Linked DNA regions of Homo sapiens: all the other regions are linked to region 1. A link is a contact called in ENCODE Hi-C or POLR2A ChIA-PET data. All regions are on one chromosome and are shown on one strand. Each heading gives the region's core, a stretch centred on a gene start or an enhancer-like site at or near the end of the contact. The rest is flanking DNA. Distances are from core to core; before and after follow the strand shown.

The links. Hi-C counts contacts between places; a loop is a spot of excess contacts on that map. ChIA-PET counts read pairs that join two places held with the same protein, here RNA polymerase II (POLR2A). Pooled maps may share reads with other maps.
Region 2: a loop to region 1 is called in a map with no recorded cell type, with 22 times the contacts of the local background. The contact joins the promoter of NMRAL1 here to the promoter of TRAP1 in region 1. A Hi-C loop is called at or near these places in 2 of 37 single-sample maps with no recorded cell type and 8 of 50 pooled maps. POLR2A ChIA-PET finds 5 or more read pairs at or near these places in 1 of 52 experiments (activated naive CD4-positive, alpha-beta T cell).
Region 3: a loop to region 1 is called in a map of B cell, with 14 times the contacts of the local background. The contact joins the promoter of UBALD1 here to the promoter of TRAP1 in region 1. A Hi-C loop is called at or near these places in 1 of 168 maps with a recorded cell type or tissue (B cell), 2 of 37 single-sample maps with no recorded cell type and 8 of 50 pooled maps. POLR2A ChIA-PET finds 5 or more read pairs at or near these places in 1 of 52 experiments (CD8-positive, alpha-beta T cell).

What each region holds. Positions count from the first base shown.
Region 1 is chr16:3,715,911-3,719,587 of GRCh38, reverse strand. TRAP1 (TNF receptor associated protein 1) reads left to right here and starts at 2,064. Exons shown (of 18, transcript NM_016292.3): 1 at 2,064-2,167. The coding sequence starts at 2,080. RefSeq lists silencers at 1,714-2,323, 2,344-2,463.
Region 2 is chr16:4,472,110-4,476,035 of GRCh38, reverse strand. It overlaps NMRAL1 (NmrA like redox sensor 1), which reads left to right and starts at 1,411. Exons shown (of 6, transcript NM_020677.6): 1 at 1,411-1,482; 2 at 1,870-1,943. The coding sequence starts at 1,904. It also overlaps a transcript of HMOX2 not described here.
Region 3 is chr16:4,612,850-4,616,622 of GRCh38, reverse strand. It overlaps UBALD1 (UBA like domain containing 1), which reads left to right and starts at 1,735. Exons shown (of 3, transcript NM_145253.3): 1 at 1,735-1,945. The coding sequence starts at 1,826. RefSeq lists silencers at 2-231, 1,475-1,714, 2,055-2,154, 2,195-2,304, 2,385-2,554 and enhancers at 282-541, 379-950, 951-1,523.

The DNA of each region.
Region 1 (3,677 bases), core at 815-3,314:
CACCTCCTGGGTTCCAGCGATTCTCCTGCCTTAACCTCCTGCGTAGCTGGGATTACAGGCATGCGCCACCACGCCTGACTGATTTTTTGTATTTTTAGTAGAGACGGAGTTTCTCCCTGTCAGTCACGCTGGTCTCGAACTCCCGACCTCAGGTGATCTGCCCGCCTCAGCCTCCCAAAGTGCTAGGATTACAGGCGTGAGCCACTGCTCTTGGCCTAATTTTTGTATTTTTAGTAGAGATGGGGTTTTGCCATGCCGACCAGGCTGGTCTCAACCTCCTGACCTCAAGTGATAAGACCACCTTGGCCTCCTAAAGTGCTGGAATTACATGCGTAAGCCACCATGCCAGGCCACCTTTGCAGGTCTTTTCCTGATCCTGAGGGTCTAGGAATTTTTAACGGTCTGAATAAACAATATTTGCGAAAACATTTGCCATCTATTACCTGTAAGGGTGGTCATCTATGAGACTTCCTCTACATAATAAGAACCTTGGTCTTCACAACCTGTTTTTTGTTTGTTTGTTTGTTTGTTTGTTTTGAGACAGGGTGTGGCTCTCTTGCCCAAGCTGGAGTTCAATGGCACGAACTTGGCTCACTGCAACCTCTCCCTCCTGGGCTTAAGCAATCCACCCACCTCAGCCTCCCTTGTAGCTGGGATTACAGGCCTCCGCCACCACATCCGGTACAGGTATGTTTGGTACAGACAGGGTCTCACCATGTTGCCCACGCTGCTCTCCAACTCCTGACCTCAAGCAATTCGCCCACCTCGGCATCCCAAAGTGTTGGGATTACAGGTGTGAGTCACCGTGCTCGTGCCCACAACCCCTTATCTTCACCCAGACACTCTTTTTATTGATTCCAGGTCTGTATAACTCAACTCTTTTTTTTCTTTTTTTTGTTTTCTTTTTTTTTTTTTTTTGAGACGGAGTCACAGCTCTGTCGCCCAGGCTGCAGTGCAAGTGGCACGATCTCGGCTCACTGCAACCGCAGCCTCCCGGGTTCACGCTATTCTTCCGCCTCAGCCTCCCCAGGAGCTGGGACTACAGGCACGTGCCACCTTGCCCAGCTAATTTTTTGTATCTTAGTAGAGATGATGGGTTTTCACCATGTTGGCCAGGCTGGTCTCGGACTCCTGACCGCAGGCAGTCCGCCCACCTCAGCCTCCCAAAGTGCTAGGATTACAGGCGTGAGCCACCGCGCCCAACCAGAACTCAACTCTTTTAACCAATTGCCAATCAGAAAGTATCTGAATCCACCTATGACCTCTAAGTATTTCACCCTTTGAGTTGTCCTGCCTTTCCACACGGAACCAACCTATGTCTTACATGCATTGACTGATGTCTTATGTCTCTCTAAAATGTATAAAACCAAGCAAGCTGTAACCCAAGCACCTTGGGCCAAGTTCTCAGGACCTTTTGAGACTGTGCCTCCCTCCATGCACACTCATATTTGGCTCAGAATAACCTTCTAAATACTTTAGAGTTTGACTCTTCTCGACAAGGACAAGAGAAGTGGAATAAACGAATAACCGCAGTTTTCCTGGTGGTATTGGTCACTGGGTTCAGGTTTTGGAGTAGTAGCCAGTCAAGCCTGGAATCCCCTTCCTCATTCGCTTTAGCTTTTTGTCCAGTCTTGGTTTGCAAGAGACTTGCAGCGGCCTAGACGGATGGCCGGGATTCACAAAGGTCGCAGACACGGGAACTGCTTCTTCCCCAGCGTCGCCTCCACACCCTCGCGTGGATACTGACATCCGCCCCATTCCAGGAATGCGCACAGCTAGGCGCAGCCGGCCAGCGTGGGCCGGGGGCGGCGGGGCCACCTCCCCCACCTCCGCGCGCAAGGCCCGTCGCCCTTGACAACGCGATCCAAGGTCACGGAGGTCCCACCCCCAGGCCCGACCGTCCACGAGACGGGTAGTACCCCGCCACGCGCCCGAGCAGGCAGCTGCCCGGACAGCCCGGCGCCCGCCGTGACGTCACCGCCCCGCGCCCGAGGAAGCCCCGCCCCGCGCAGCCCCGTCCCGCCCCTTCCCATCGTGTACGGTCCCGCGTGGCTGCGCGCGGCGCTCTGGGAGTACGACATGGCGCGCGAGCTGCGGGCGCTGCTGCTGTGGGGCCGCCGCCTGCGGCCTTTGCTGCGGGCGCCGGCGCTGGCGGCCGTGCCGGGAGGTGAGGGCGTCCTGGCTGGACGGGCAGCGGGCGGGCCGGGCCACGGAGACGGCAGGGACGTCCCTGTGCTCCGGGGAGCGAGGCGCCGGCACCTGCTTCACAGGCGTGGGAGGTCCGGCGAGGCCAAGCGCGGCAGACGCGTTTACTTTCGCTCCGCTCCTCGCCAGCTCCAGCTTGGCTGCCTTTTCCTCGGCTGGACTCCCCTCGCCACCCGCCCATGGGAGCCCTGAAGGAGGCTGGGTCTTGGGGGGTCGCGGGGTCGGGCGGAGCGGCTGCGGGGTCGTCCCTCCTGGAGCTTCGGTCCAGTCAGGTAGCGCACGTGCAGGTGGAGCCGCTGCGGAGCGCGGAGTCTTTGCGGGTGCATGTTGCGGGGAATGGACTCACTCGGGGTGATCGTGCTAGTTCCATGGATCGTGCTTTACCCCTCCCCGCCTCCCAGTAGCGCACTGAGGGTTCATTTGTTAATTCGTTCATTGGACGCACATGTGAGCGCCCGCTCAGTGCCCGGCGCCGTGCAGGTTCTGGGGACGCCACAGTGAACAAAACCTATAGCAGTCATCCGGGTCCCCAGAGCAGGTGGACTCGATGTCGTTGACGCAGCTGTGTCCTCGGGGCCTGGAATTGATGGATGCGCCAATAAATGTTTGTAAAACAGAGAGAACGACCCTAACCTCTGCTTTCCCAGTCCCCACTCGGAGGTAACAACAGTGAAAGTTTCGGCATTGCTTCGGGGCTGTACACAGTGTTATACGTGTAAATATAAATGTCTGCGTATAAGTATTTTTTATTCTAAAAAGCCTAAACCATGTATGCATTGTGCTACGTTGTACTTCAGAAAATTTTAACGCTCCCAGCATTCTTTCCACATCTTTTCATGTCAGTGTATACAGGTCCATGTGCCTTCCAGTGACCACACAGTATTCTGTATGATGGACGTGTCATTTGTTTAAACATTGTCCTATTAGTGGACGCAATAAAGGTTATTTCAGGTTTTACTTTTTATTACAATGCTGCATAGAATGGGTGAGTACTTAAATATTTGTTCACGTGCGGTATTTCTTTAGCCTTACATAATTAGAATTTTAGAATTGATATTTCAGAGCCTATGCATTTTTGAAATGTTAGCAGATACTGCCAAATTGTCCAAAAAGGCCTTATCAATTTATATCCCCTTTAGCAGGCATCAAGACTGCCTATTCCAAAGGTATTTTCTTCAACGCTGAATCTTATGTCTTTTCAAAACCAGTGGTCTATAAAAGATACCTTGTGGCCGGGCGCGGTGGCTCACGCCTGTAATCCTAGCACTTTGGGAGCCTGAGGTGGGCAGATCAGGAGTTCAAGACCAGCCTGGCCAACATGGTGAAACCCTGTCTCTACTAAAAATACAAAAATTAGCTGGGTGTGGTGGCGCGCGCCTGTAATCCCAGCTTCTTGGGAGGCTGAGGCAGGAGAATCGCTTGAACCCAGGAGGCAGAGATTGCAGTGAGCTGAGATTGCACCACTGCACTCC
Region 2 (3,926 bases), core at 162-2,661, 760 kb before region 1:
CTGACACCTCGGTTACCAGTCTTGTATCTGATCTCCCTGTTGCATTATTCGCATTCTTCAAACAGCGGCCAGAATGACAGAATGATTTTTCTTTTTTTGAGACCGAGTTTTGCTCGTCGCCCAGGCTGGAGTGCAATGACGTGATCTCGGCTCACTGCAACCCCCTTCTCCCGGGTTCAAGCGATTCTCCTGCCTTAACCTCCCGAATAGCTGGGATTACAAGCGCCTGCCACCACGCCCGGCTAATTTTTGTATTTTTAGTAGAGACGGGGGTTTCACCATGTTGGCCAGGCTGGTCTCGAACTCCTGAGCTCAGGTGATCCACCCGCCTCGGCCTCCCAAATCACTGCAATTACAGGCCACCGCACCCAGCCCAGAGTCATTTTTTAGTTTTACTGAACACAAAGAAATTACTGAAATCGTGGGCCGGGTGTGGTGGCTCATGTCTGTAATCCCAGCACTTTGGGAGCCTGAGGCGGGAAGATCACTTGAGGTCAGCAGTTCGAGACCAGCCTGGCCAGCATGTTGAAACCCCGTCTCTACCAAAAATACAAAAAAATTTTAGCCGGGCATGGTGGCTCCTGCCTGTAATCCCAGCTACTCAGGAAACTGAGGCAGGAGAATCACTTGAACCCAAGAGGCGGAAGTTGCAGTGAGCCAAGATCGCACCACCACTGCACTCCAGCCTGGGCCACAGAGCAAGACTCCACCTTGAAAACAAAAAACAAAAACAAAAAAAAACTGAAATCAGTGCAAGTAGCAGCAACTTCAGAAGTGAGTTAGGGCTGGGCACGGTGGCTCCCACCTGTACTCCCAGCACTTTGGGAGGCTGAGGTGGGTGGATCACTTTAAGTCAGGAGTTCGAGACCTGCCTGGTCAACCTGGTGAAACCCCGTCTCTACTAAAAAATACAAAAATTAGCCGGGCTTGGTGGCACATGCTTGTAATCCCAGCTACTCGGGAGGCTGAGGCAGGAGAATCTCTTGAACCCGGGGGGCGGAGGTTGCAGTAAGCCGAGATCGCGCCACTGCACACCAGCCTGGGCGACGGACCAAGACACTGTCTCAAAAAAATAAAAATAATAAAATTTTAAAAGTGAGTTAGGCAAAGAAAATATCAAGCGGACAAGGCCTCAAGGGATAAGACTCATGGACATAGCTTTAATTATCTTTGCCTGACGCCCAATACCTGAAAATTAAGATGTTCATGCAAGATAAAGAGGTAATTTTTCTCCTCCTCCCAGTCATCACCCGTAGCATCCGGTTAAGAGGCTCTCCACCTCGCTCATTTTGGTCTAACTGGATTTACACAAACTCACTGTGCACGTGCCTGGGGCGGGCAAACCCGGAAACGACGCCGAGTCCCGCGGGATCCAGGAGGAGCCAACTGCGCCGGAGGAGGGGTTTCGGCCGACACGTCGGGATTGGCGGCTGCAGCCAGGGGTCCTCCGACGCTGGGCTTCCGTGAGCGGCGCTCTGCCAGGTGGGGCCGGAGCTGCGGGGAGGGAGTTGGCGCCTAGCGCGCAGCTCCATCCCCGCCTCTGCAGTGGACTCGGCCGCAGAATCGGGGTCCCGGGCTCCTGGAACTTGTCCCGCCCAGGCCGCGGCGAGGAGGTCACTCCAGCCGGTGGGACCCGGGCCGGGGGGCGGGTGACTGGAACCGGGGGAGGCGGGAAGGAGGAGGGGATCGGGCCCAAGGGACACGAGGTGGGTCGCGGGACCCCGATATCTCGGGACAGGCGTCTTGCCGCTCCGGGCCCAGCCGCCCCCTTCGACACATACTCGATGCATAGACAATGGGGGTGTCCTTTGTCGCTCCTGGCGGGAACCCCGGCCCCACCCCCAACTCCACGCCTCCCATTACCCCCAGATCTCTGGACCGGATTCGTCCCATTCTCGTCCTCATGGTGGACAAGAAACTGGTGGTGGTTTTCGGAGGCACAGGTGAGCCAAACCCCAGACTGGGGCCCTTGCAGAGCCAGGGCGCCTAGCCCTGAAGACCGCCCGTCCTGGGGTCTGCAGGGAGGGGTAAGGTCACTGGGACCCCCGACCCAGGTTGGGGCTGTGGTCGCAGGAACGAGGCCCAAATTGCTTTCCAATTTTTTTTTTTTTGGACGGAGTTTTGCTCTGTCACCCAGGCTGCAGTGCGATGGCACGATCTCGGCTCATTGCAACCTTTGCCTCCCGGGTTGAAGCGATTCTCCTGTCTCAGCCTCCCGAGTAGCTGGGATTACAAGGGCATGCCACCACGCCCGGCTAATTTTTGTATTTTTAGTAGAGACGGGGTTTCATCATATTGGTCAGGCTGGTCTCAAACTCCTGACCTCAGGTGATGACCCGCCTCGGCCTCCCAAAGTGCAGGTATTACAGGCATGAACCACCACGCCAGACCTGCTTTCCAAATTAAAAAAAAATGAGTTACTTAACTTATTTGAATAGGAGTACTTGAACATGATACCAAAATTAAATCTTCTTCCTAGCCTCCTCTTCCACCTCATCTATTGCTGTTACCAAGTTTCTTGAATATCCTGCCAGAGTAGATAACATGTTATCATTTTTTCAAATGATAGCATATTATTTCATTCCTATTTTTTCTTATTTATACATATTTAATATCTCTAACAGCTTTATTGAGATATAATTCACGTACTATACAATCTACCTGTTTAAAGTGTGCAACTCACTGGTTTCTAGTGTATTCATAGAATTGTACAACCATCACCACAATCAATTTTAGAAAATTTCCATCACTCCAAAAAGAAACTCTGGCCCAGGTGCAGTGGCTCAACCCTGTAATCCCAGCACTTTAGTTGGACCAAATGGGCAGATCGCTTGAGCTGAGGTGTTTGAGACCAGCCTGAACAACAGGGCAAAATCTCGTCTCTACAAAAAAATACAAAAATTAGTGGGGCGTGGTGTCATGCACCTATAGCTACCTAGGAGGTTGAGGTGGGAGGATCACCTGAGTCCAGCAGGTCAAGGCTGCAGTGACCTGATTGTGCCACTGCACTCCAGCCTGGGCAACAGAGTGAGACCTGATCTCAAAAAAAAAAAAAAAAAAAAGAACTCCATGAACCCGTGAACAGTTACTCCCCATTCTTACTCCTCCCAGCCAACCCCTAGAAAGCTCCAATCTACTTTTGGTTTCTATGGATTTGTCTATTCGGGACATTTCATATGAATAAAATCATAATATGTAGCCTTTTCTCTCTGGCTTCTTCAGTTAGCATGTTTTCAAGGTTTGTTCATGTTGTAGTGTGTGTCCGGGCTTTACTCTTTTTTTTTTTTTTTTTGAGACAGAGTCCCGCTCTGTTGCCCAGGCAGCAGTGCAGTGGCGTGATCTCTGCTCACTGCAACTTCTGCCACTCGGGTTCAAGCGATTCTCCTGTCTCACCCTCCTGAGTAGCAGGGACTACAGGCGTGAGCCACCATGCCTGGCTAATTTTTGTATTTTTAATAGAGATGGGGTTTTGCCATGTGGCCAGGCTGGTCTCAAACTCCTGACCTCAGGTGATCTGCCCACTTCAGCTTCCTAAAGTGCTGGGATTAGAGGCTTGAGCCACCGCGCCCGGCCAACTTTACTTTTTTATTTTTAAGACAGAGTTTCTCTCTTGTTGCCCAGGCTGGAGTGCAATGGTGTGATCTCTGCTCGCTGCAACCTCTGCCTCCCGGGTTCAAGCAATTCTCCTGCCTCAGCCTCCCAAGTAGCTGGGATTACAGGTGTGCACCACCACACCCAGCTAATTTTGTATTTTTTAGTAGAGACGGGGTTTCACCATGTTGGTCAGGCTGGTCTCGAACTCCTGACAGCTTTACTTATTTTTATGGCTGAGTAATATTCCACCGTATGGATAGACTATATTCTGTTTGTCCATTCGTCAGTGGATGGATACTTGATTTATTTCCACTTTTTGGCTATTATGAATA
Region 3 (3,773 bases), core at 486-2,985, 900 kb before region 1:
AAGGAGCCGGACCAAGGTCACCTAGAGCTGCTATGATCGCGCCTTACCGCCCCCGGGCGCTCGAAGCGGGCTAAAGCCTCACTAGCTGTCAGCAACGTCAACCGGAAGCGCCATGTGCCGGTCTGTAAACACCGCCCGGTCGCCCCGCCCCCGGCTCCGCCCCCGGCCTCCCCGGCCCAGCGCCCGCCCCCGCCGCCTCTTCATTGGGCGACCAGCTTTGTTTACCTTATATGGCCAGGTCCTAACACCCCGAGGCTGTCCATTGGTCGAGGCACGACCTCACTCAGCTGACGTCACCGGGACCAAACGATGCAAATAAACCGAGGCATTCTGGGAAAGGGAGTTTGGGGCCGCTCCGGAACTGGCTCTGCCGGGCCTTGGCGCCCGCCCGCTAAGGGCCGAGATTTCCGGCAAAGAGCACGAGATTTTGCGTGGGAAAGCGGGAGAACTGCTGGGAGGGGGACCCCGAAGCACCAGAGGCTGCTGGCCCCGCCAGCCTGTCCCAGGCGCCGTCCAGAGGGTCATGGGGCTACAGTGGGGCAGGCCCAGAGCCAGGCTAGGAAGGACCCATGCCACGAGTGGGCGATGAGAGATTGAGTGAGGAGAGCTAGGAGGCTAGCTATAGGCGGTGACGTGCGGCGGAGCTTTTAAGTGGCTCATTCATTCATTCACTGAACGAGTATTTGTCGGCGCCTACAGTGTGCCGGGCCTTTCAGCCTAGACCAGCCGATTTGGGCCAAAATTCCTAGAGACCCCTCTCTTAAGGGCGTGCCTACTATTTAACACAGAGCGATGCCAATCACAGAGGGGTTCAGGGTCCCTAGGTCTTAGCAAAGACGCCTGTGGCCCGGCGTTTGCGCCCATGCACAGATCTGTATGCCCCACCTTGGGACCCCAATTCGTGCCAGAGCAGGGGCACGGGTGCCACCGAGAGCAATGAGGGCGACATGGACGTGCCTGGCTCTGGTCACGGTCTGGACAGCTGCGCACAGTAGGCACTTAGCGTTCAGTCACAGTCCCCGGGGCATGGCAAAGACGTCTGTGGCCTGGCGTTTGCGCCCATGCACAGATCTGTGGCCCCGGCCTCTGGGCTCCTAATTCCCGCCAGAGCAGGGGCGTGGGTGCCACCGAGAGCAACGAGGGCGACGTGGACGTGACTGGCTCTGGTCCCAGCTCAGGCGCCTGCACACATTAGGCACTCAGTTTTCAGACACCGTTCCTGGGCCTTGGCAAAAACGCCTATGCACGAACCTGAGGCCCCCGCCTGCGGACCTCCATCCGTGCCAGAGCAGGGGCCGGGTGCCACCCAGAGCAACGAGGGCGACGTGGACTCCCCCAACCCTGGTCACGGCCCGGGCATCCACACACAGTAGGCGCTCACAGTTCAGACACGGTCCCCAGGCCTTGGCCAAGATCCTGTGGTCAGGCATTTGCGCCCATGCACAGACGTGGCCCCCGCCAGCGGACCCCCATCCGTGCCAGAGCAGGGGCACGGGTGCCACCGAGAGCAACGAGGACGACGTGGACGCGCCCGGCTCGGGTTACGGCCCGGACATCCGCACAGCGGGCGCTCGGTGCTCAGACACGCCCCTTCCCGGGCTTCGCGTCCCCTAGGGTGCCGGCCCCGCTCCCCCGGGGCGCCCGGCGCACCGTGGGGACTACATATCCCAGCATGCCGCGGCGCCGGCGGAGCGAGGCGAGGCGCGGTGAGTCAGAGCCGCACAGTAAATATTTGTATTAGCCGGAGCCGGCTCGCTAATGGTGGACGCGTGAGGCGGAGGCGCGGGCGGAGGAGGGAGGCCGGAGCGGGCAGCGCGGCGGCGCCATGTCCGTGAACATGGACGAGCTCAAGCACCAGGTCATGATCAACCAGTTCGTGCTGACGGCGGGCTGCGCGGCCGACCAGGCGAAGCAACTGCTGCAGGCGGCCCACTGGCAGTTCGAGGTGCGCGGCGCCGGAGCCGGGCGAGGGCCGGGGCCACGGGCGGAGTGTGTCCCGCGTGGCCGCCGGGCGGGGGCGGACGGCGTGGACGCGTGCCGGCTGTGCGCCCCCTCCGGGCCGCAGACCCGACCCGCTTTCCCGACGGCGGTGCCCGGCGTCCGGATCCCAAGGGCTCGCGGCGGGCGGAGGTGGGAACCGGGCCACCGGTCGGGGATACGCCGCCCCCGCGGGGCCGCGAGTCCCCCGGGATCGAGACGGGGACCCCCCCCACCCCTTTTGTCCGGGTAACGGCCGAGGGCCGGGCGGCCCCGCGGTGCAGACGGACAGTCGGGCGGGCGGCCGGAAGGAGGACGCCCCAGGCCTCGGCAGAGCTGGGCCGGAGGGCGGAGCCGCTCCGGGCGAGTGGTCCGAGGGTCCGCGTGCCTGGTGGGCGGTCGGCGGCGTGCGCACACGTCCATGTGCATTTGTGTTTACGCACGCACCGCGCCACGGCGTCGGCCGGGCACCGGGGAGGTGGCGGACCTGCGGGCACGTTGGCGCGCGTGTGAACGCGCAGCCCCCTGGTGCGTTTGGTGTGTGATCAACGCGTACACATGTGGCGGGTGTGCAGATGCCGCCCGTGCCCGGCACGGTGTGATGTGTGTACACGGCCTGGAGTGTAGGGGTGGCGTGTCGGAGCCCCACACTACACCACAGGGATGAGCGTGTATCCCCTTCAGAGGTGTGCCTGGGGACTCCGTGTGCGCGACTAGGTGCTCTCCTGGGGCTGGCAGGGGCATCTGTCCCTTTACCGGTGCAATGGGGAGGGTGCACACGGTTCACCAGCTTTCGGGCTAGCTGGGTAGGAGGTGATGCTGCCCCGGTCTGGCACCCACTCCCCCGGGCCTCTCCTAACCCATAGGACAGTAGTGCTCCTGGCTTGTGCTGCCCAGAGGCTACCTGGCTTTCCCTAATTCACCGACCCCAGGATTAACCCCATGGTGGTTGGTATCAGGGGATGAGGCCAGAGCCCTTTGAGCTGTGCCCCTCACAGGGGTAGGGTCATGGCCTCAGCCATCCCGGTACCATCTGTGCCCAGCCGGGGACTGGGAACCTGGTTTCTCCATGAGGAGCCATCCCAGGGCCTGCAGGAGGGACTAGAAGCCAGAGGACTCTGAGGCTCCGCTTCCTGGGGACTGCAGGGGGATCAGAATGTCCCAAGCTTGGGACAGTCTGGGAAGGCAGTGGCCATCCCATCCAGATGAGTACATCCCTCTCTCCTTGCCTACTTCCCTCCTACCAGCCGTCGCGGAGGCCACTGATCCTGTGTGGTGTTCACCCCAGGACGTGGGAGGCTGCTCTGTCCCTCTGGCCTTAGTTTCCACATCTGTATGGTGGGGTTGGGGGGCATGAGTCAGCTTCTGTTGGCCAGCTTACTGCCCCCTGTGCCCCAAGGCAGCCCCACCCGGAGGAAGCTCCCTGCTTCCCTCCTGGTCTCCACAGCCCTCATCAGCCCTGTTTGTGTCAGGGGCTGGATGTGGCAAAACTTGCAAAACCGCATTCATGGCAGTTACACATCTGCACGCAGGGTTCCCTCGCTGCCTGGGGCTGGGCAGGTAGGTGTCCGGTGGGAAGCGGGCCCTGCCTGCAGGACTCAGCCCAGCCCTCAAAACCTGGCACCCAGCTGGCACCCAGGCCACATCCCTCAGCGGCACAGTTAATTGAAAATGCAGCTTTGAGGAGTGCAATGTCTGGGGAAAGACTGTTCCCAGAGGGGCAGGAGCATCTGGGGCCTCTGGTGGCTCCCAGGGTCCCCATGGGAGGAGCCCTGTGCCCTCCACTCCCAAGTCTC